Linked DNA regions of Homo sapiens: region 2 is linked to region 1. Evidence: chromatin contacts called from ENCODE Hi-C data. All regions are on one chromosome and are shown on one strand. The core of a region is the stretch at or near the end of the contact, and the rest is flanking DNA. Distances in the headings are between cores, read along the strand shown.

What was found. Hi-C counts contacts between places; a loop is a spot of excess contacts on that map. Pooled maps may share reads with other maps.
Region 2: a loop to region 1 is called in a pooled map, with 2.7 times the contacts of the local background. The contact joins the enhancer-like site here to the promoter of XPNPEP1 in region 1. A Hi-C loop is called at or near these places in 2 of 37 single-sample maps with no recorded cell type and 6 of 50 pooled maps.

Annotation. Positions count from the first base shown.
Region 1 is chr10:109,922,126-109,924,938 of GRCh38, reverse strand. It overlaps XPNPEP1 (X-prolyl aminopeptidase 1), which reads left to right and starts at 1,428. Exons shown (of 21, transcript NM_020383.4): 1 at 1,428-1,537. The coding sequence starts at 1,506. RefSeq lists a silencer at 1,213-1,752.
Region 2 is chr10:110,773,666-110,776,478 of GRCh38, reverse strand. The region is part of intron 1 of RBM20 (RNA binding motif protein 20); the gene reads right to left. Among named protein-coding and RNA genes, the nearest start is that of PDCD4-AS1, 96 kb to the left of the region's middle. RefSeq lists enhancers at 1,717-1,906, 797-1,996. Within about 2 kb of position 1,383, at least 4 of the 41 ENCODE cell types and tissues checked have a DNase peak (open chromatin) inside an H3K27ac peak, as active enhancers do.

The DNA of each region.
Region 1 (2,813 bases), core at 179-2,678:
AGAGCCACCATCCCTGCTTTTGAGGAGTGCACATTCTGAAACATTCATTTCTGCAGAAAATATATAATGAGAACTTATGACATGTTAGATATTGTTCATCATTAAACAAAACAGAAACAATCTGCACTGATGGTTTTGTTGTGTGCGTGGGTGGTGGCAGGAGAGGGGGAAGAATACAGTACACATAAGTACATTAAAAGAATCCTGTTAAAAGGTGGTAAGTGCTATGGAAAAAATGAAGTAGGGTAAGGCGGATTAGGAATATTGGAATGATTTACAAATTTAAATAGGATGGTCAGGGTAGGTGATACTTGAACGAAGACTTGAAGGAAAATGAGGAAGGGAGCCTCAATATTTGGGGGATGAGCAAGTCCAAAAGCCCTGGGACATGAGTGTACCCTGCTTTTTCAAGGAGAGCCAGGAGGCCATTTCAGCTGAAGAAGAGTGAGGAAGGTGAGAACAGGAGGAAATGTGGCTGGGGGTAGATCAAATGGAGCTTTTATGCTGCGTGAAACGAGAAATTAATGGAAAGTGCTGAGCAAAGAAGTGACCTGGTGTCACGCTTCAAAGGACTGGTCTGGCGGCTTTGTTCAGGCTGGACTGTGCAGGTGCGGGATGGTGAGGGGATATTTGGGGGGCTGCTGTAACCACACGGGTGGGGTGGTACAACCCTCTGATGCACATCAGAGGGTAGGAGGTGGAGGTGGTGTGACACGGCCAGATTAGGGGTCTATTTTGGAGGCAGGGCCAACAAGATTTTGCTGGCAGATTAGATGTGGGGTGTGAAAGAGAAGAGGCAGGGAGGATTCCTAAATTTTGCCTCTTAAGAATAGAGTAGCCATTGATTGAGATGGCAAAGAAGACTGGTGGAGAACGTTTTTGCTTTGCTTCGGTGCATTGGGAGTTCCAGGAGTTCCGTTTGGACGTTAAGTTTGAAGGGGCTATTTACTATCCAAGCGGAGCGGAGAGCTGGATTTTGAAGCTCTCTGGGAACATACTTTTGGGGACATTTCTAAAGCTTGAGACCCTGTTCCAAAGCCTCGAAGACCCTGTCGAGGTTCTTCCGGAGCCGGCCACGTCCCTCTCTTCTCAGCCCTCCTAAATTAAGCCGGAAAATCCCTGGGACAGTAGCCCCTTTATTCGGCAAAGCCCTTTTTCCTCTTTGAGGAATGACGACAAAAACGAACAAAAATGAAGACACTCAGCAGCACTGCGTCCTTTCCCCGCTCGCTGCAGGGAGAGGCAATGCGGACTGGTGTGGAAGGGCAGGCCCCGCTCTGGGCCGCAGGCGCTGCGGCCGCGAACCCCAGGTCCGGGAGTGTGGGCGGGGCCTGCGTGTGGGCGGGGCCGCGGCGCCAGCGCCCGCCACGGGCGAGGGCGTGGCCGACCCGGCGCTAGCCCGCCCGCCCGCCCGCCGGCTCTCGCGCCTCCTTCGCGCCGGCCCTTCCGCGGGTGATCAGCTGGTCTGCGCTCCCCTGACGTGGGCTGGGGCACGTCACCGCCGAATGGCAGCCTCCAGAAAGCCACCGCGAGTAAGGTGAGGGCACTCCGCCGGCAGCCGGCGTCCGGGCAGCGTGCAGCCCTCGCTGCGCGGCCGCGCGTGTTGCACCTCGGCGGGCAGGGACGCGCGGGTGAGGAGCCCGGCCCGCCGCAGTCTGGCGAGGGCCGCGCTCGCCGGAGCCCCGGAACAGGAGCCGGGGGAAGGGGTCCATGAGGCCGGGCGAGATCCGGTTCGTTTCCGGAGGGTCGGTGGGCACGGGGCGGCCCGAGTCTGGTTCCTGGACGCGTATGCCCGCGGAACTGCTGCACTCGGCCTGAGGGGGCGGCGGCCGTCACAGTTCCTGGCCCGCGGGAAGGCCCCGTTCTTGGAGGAAGTTGGCCCCTCTTCGTGTCCGGGGAGGTGGGCGAGCCTTTGCCCTCGCTTCTGTTACCCAGGAATCTAAACCTCAAGTTACAATCTCGACAATACTGACTCCTGCAATTCACTCTACTGATCTGTCACCGCCACAAGGATAGACGGTCGCGGGCCCCTCCCTACCCAAATGGTTTCAGAGGCTGTGTAAGGGAATATTTTGGTATAATCTCCAGGAAAATCCCCCCAGTAGCCTGCCCTGGGCTCTCCTTGGGCATAGGAGGGTGAGACAGATAATTTCCCGGCCTCAAGTTAAACATGTTTTAGTTTATTCCCCTGCCATAACCAGGATGTACTTATCAGAGCCTCTGACAAAGTGGGAGACGGAGAGAGGTGTTCAGAGTTCATGGAGGCCACAGGCCAGACTCCCTGGCCATCCCCAAGGGGTCACCCACCTGCTAACCACTTGAGACATGAATGCACTCACTTTGCAGCATGGCCAGGCTTTCTTGCTGAACACAGACCATGGCTCCTGCTTGTGTTTGTGAGTAGGGGGGTCCCAAACCTACCTTGACCTGGATTTGCCGTTGCCACAGCTTGTTAAGGGTGAGCAGAAAACCAGACCCACCCTGTGGAAGTATGTGGGAGGGGTGGAGAACTTCCATCTGGAAGGAGCTTCCTGTAAGTGAAGTGCTGGAAATGGAGTCAGGCAAGTGGATAATGATGAGTTAGGCTGTAGGCCTCAGGTGGTCTTTAGGGGGCCAAGGTGATCTGTGCTAGATTTATAGACTCACAGCCTTTTAGGAGCAGAAGAGTCTTTTCTACACCAGCTGGTAGAGTCTTTTTTACCTCAAAGGAAAGTCCAGTGAAAGGCTGAGAGAGGGGAAGCCATTTTCCACAGGCGCCTCCCCTACTGGTAGAATTTGAGTGCCATTCCTTGTAAAAGTGAGCACTTCTTTCA
Region 2 (2,813 bases), core at 134-2,633, 850 kb before region 1:
GGAAACAGATTGTCCCTTAGAGCCTCCAGAAGGAACTAACACCTTGACCGTAGTCCAGTGAGGCTGGTTTTGGACTTATGGCCTCCAGAACTGTAAGATAATACATGTATGTTATTATAAGCCATTAAATTTGTGGCAATTTGTTACAGCAGCAATAGAAAACCAACACAATTCCCAAGACAATTAGATGCAAAAGTGGCTTCCACTAGAGAGGCGGTGGTAGGTGTAGGGGCTGACTGGACCTTGCTGGTATGAATTGATCCCCCCAGAGTACAGACCATCTGACCAAACATCCAAAGACCCTCTGGGAATGTAGTCAGGGGCCAATTCTGCACAAATAGGGGCCCAAGCAACGTGTCTCAGACCTGGCCAGTCCAAGAACCACATCCCTCTGGCAACAGTGATTGGCTCATGGGGGAACACTCTCGGATACTTTGTTAGAGCTATCAGGCATGATTCTCTGTCATGCCATGGTTGCTAAATTGTTGTTAAGCCATCACTTAATGACAGCCTGCTTGAGAATAAAGCCAACTCAGAAGATGCTGGCCTGAAGACAGAGGTACAGGCAGCTCCTTGATGACTTCCTAGGAATGCCTTGAGCCAGCTTCTCCTGAATCCACCCTGTACTTTGCTGGACATGAAGCAATGCATTTCCTTTATTTGCTTAAAGAAAGCCAACCTACGTAAACCACGGGCATTTAACCATCTTTTAAAGACGGTTCCTGTCTGTGGCCCACATTGACTTGAAGGTTCCTGGTCACCCTCCAGTTTCCTCTGCAGGAGTGGACTGACTGTGAGGACCCAGTAGTTGGAGCTACAGGGTCACTATCATCATCATAGGGAGAAAAGAGGATTAGAAGATAAGGAGTGGGCAACTGCTGAGAGAGGAGGCAGCAGGCATGGGGATGGGATTTGAGGGATCCAAGAGAGTCTTAACATCTGGTTGGTGAACCAGGACTTAAAGGGCTGTGGAATAACAAGGACACAGCTGAAGTGCAGTAGAGTGAATGTGCGTAGATGTATCAGCAGGCTCTCTCCTGGTAATGTCCAGCCATCCAGAAGCAGGAGCCAAGAACCACAGCCCAGAGCATGGTAGTGCCTAAACTCATGCACCGGCCACATCTGCAATAAGCACAATATCTTCCAAGATAACCAGTTCAGGAATTTAAATTCACTTCCAGTGCAACTGGCTGAGTGGTGAATGCGCCATTTCTTCTTTTGTGCTAAAATATAGAAAGTAATCGAGGTGAGAGGGCTGATGACCAGGCAAGAAAATATTTTCTAGGTATGACCACACTATAAAGGTGTGGCCAAATAAATGCAACGCTGAAGGTCAGATCTTTAGAGCAGAGTTGAGAATTTATGATCTTTCCATGTCTTTATGACACATTCTGCTAGTGTCAACACAGGAGAGACTTAAAGCAAAGAGAGGATTAATGTCAACTTAACTAACAAGAACTACATTATAGTTTTCCTTCCTTCTGAACCATTTTTCTTTAAAACATTCCTTATTTATGGTATTTTGGTGGGAATTTCTTTTTAATATTTATCTTTCCTAGATCAAAAATTCTCAACTCTGCTATAATGCTTTCAGAAGCTAGGTCAGAATATGAACTAGAGAGGGACATTCCTGAATGTCAGGTTACAAAGGTGACAATGACAACACAACAGTCATATTGGGGCTAAAGTTCAAACTCTAGCTAGTGATCACACTTTAAGAGTGAGCTGAGGCCTTACAGACAATTTAGTTTAACTCACTCATTCTACAGACAAAAACAAAACAAAACAAACAAAAAGAAAACAACAAAAAACAAACAAACAAAAAACCGCAAAAGCCAATGAAGTTGGCGTCCTCTGTGAAACCGCCTAAGTCACACACCGAGACAGAGAAGAGCTGGGACTGGAATGCAGGCTGCCTCTGTCCTCAGGGCTGATGGAGGTAGCTGTGGTCGGATACACGCCTATCAACATATACCAGATGAATTCTCTCTTTGCAAGGAGAAGATGAGGCCACACACCTTTTGGATAGTGCTCTTTCTTGATAACAATAGGGCTGCTGGGTCTTCACTAGCTTGGCCTCTGTGACTAATTTCGAGACTACTGGGTCAATGCTGCTATTCTGTGTTTGGGCCTTAGCCATGACATTACCATATGATGATTCATATCACCATGACACCTCTTGGAATGATTCATAACAGCAATATAATCCTATCATCTCTCTTTTGTTTTGTGTTTTTCAGTTGGTGTGTTAATGAGTGTTCTCACTTCATTAGCTGTCTCATCTCCAGAACAGCCATATGGACAGCTAAGTCAAATATGACCATTTCCAGTCTATAGTAAGAAGACTGAGACCAAGAAAGATCAGATGAACCGTGTGAGGTCATCCAGTGAATAAGGGACTTGACTGGGACTTGAAGGAGGGTTTTTAAACTGTAAGGCCAATATTCTATCCTCTGTTTACACGTTCATTAAAGGGAGCTCCAAAAACCACATTTCTGGGCCTACTTCCTTTGGGCCAGTTAAACATGAGTTTGGGTTAGTTAAACATGAGTTTAACTAACATGTTTGGTATCAGATCCCCGGGCTTTCAGTCCACTGTGCTCCGTACGTCGCTTATCAGGCAGAGCACAGTCTCAGAACCAGGGGACTATGCAGTCACAATGGGGCAGCTGGTGGGTTTAGAACTGACACGAGAGGCCTGCCTTTCATGCTGGACTTATTAGAACGGCTCAAAACCTGCCAAAGAGAACTGATCCTGCAGCAAATGCAGAGAAAATGATACACATTCTGCTAGTGTCATCACAGGAAAGACT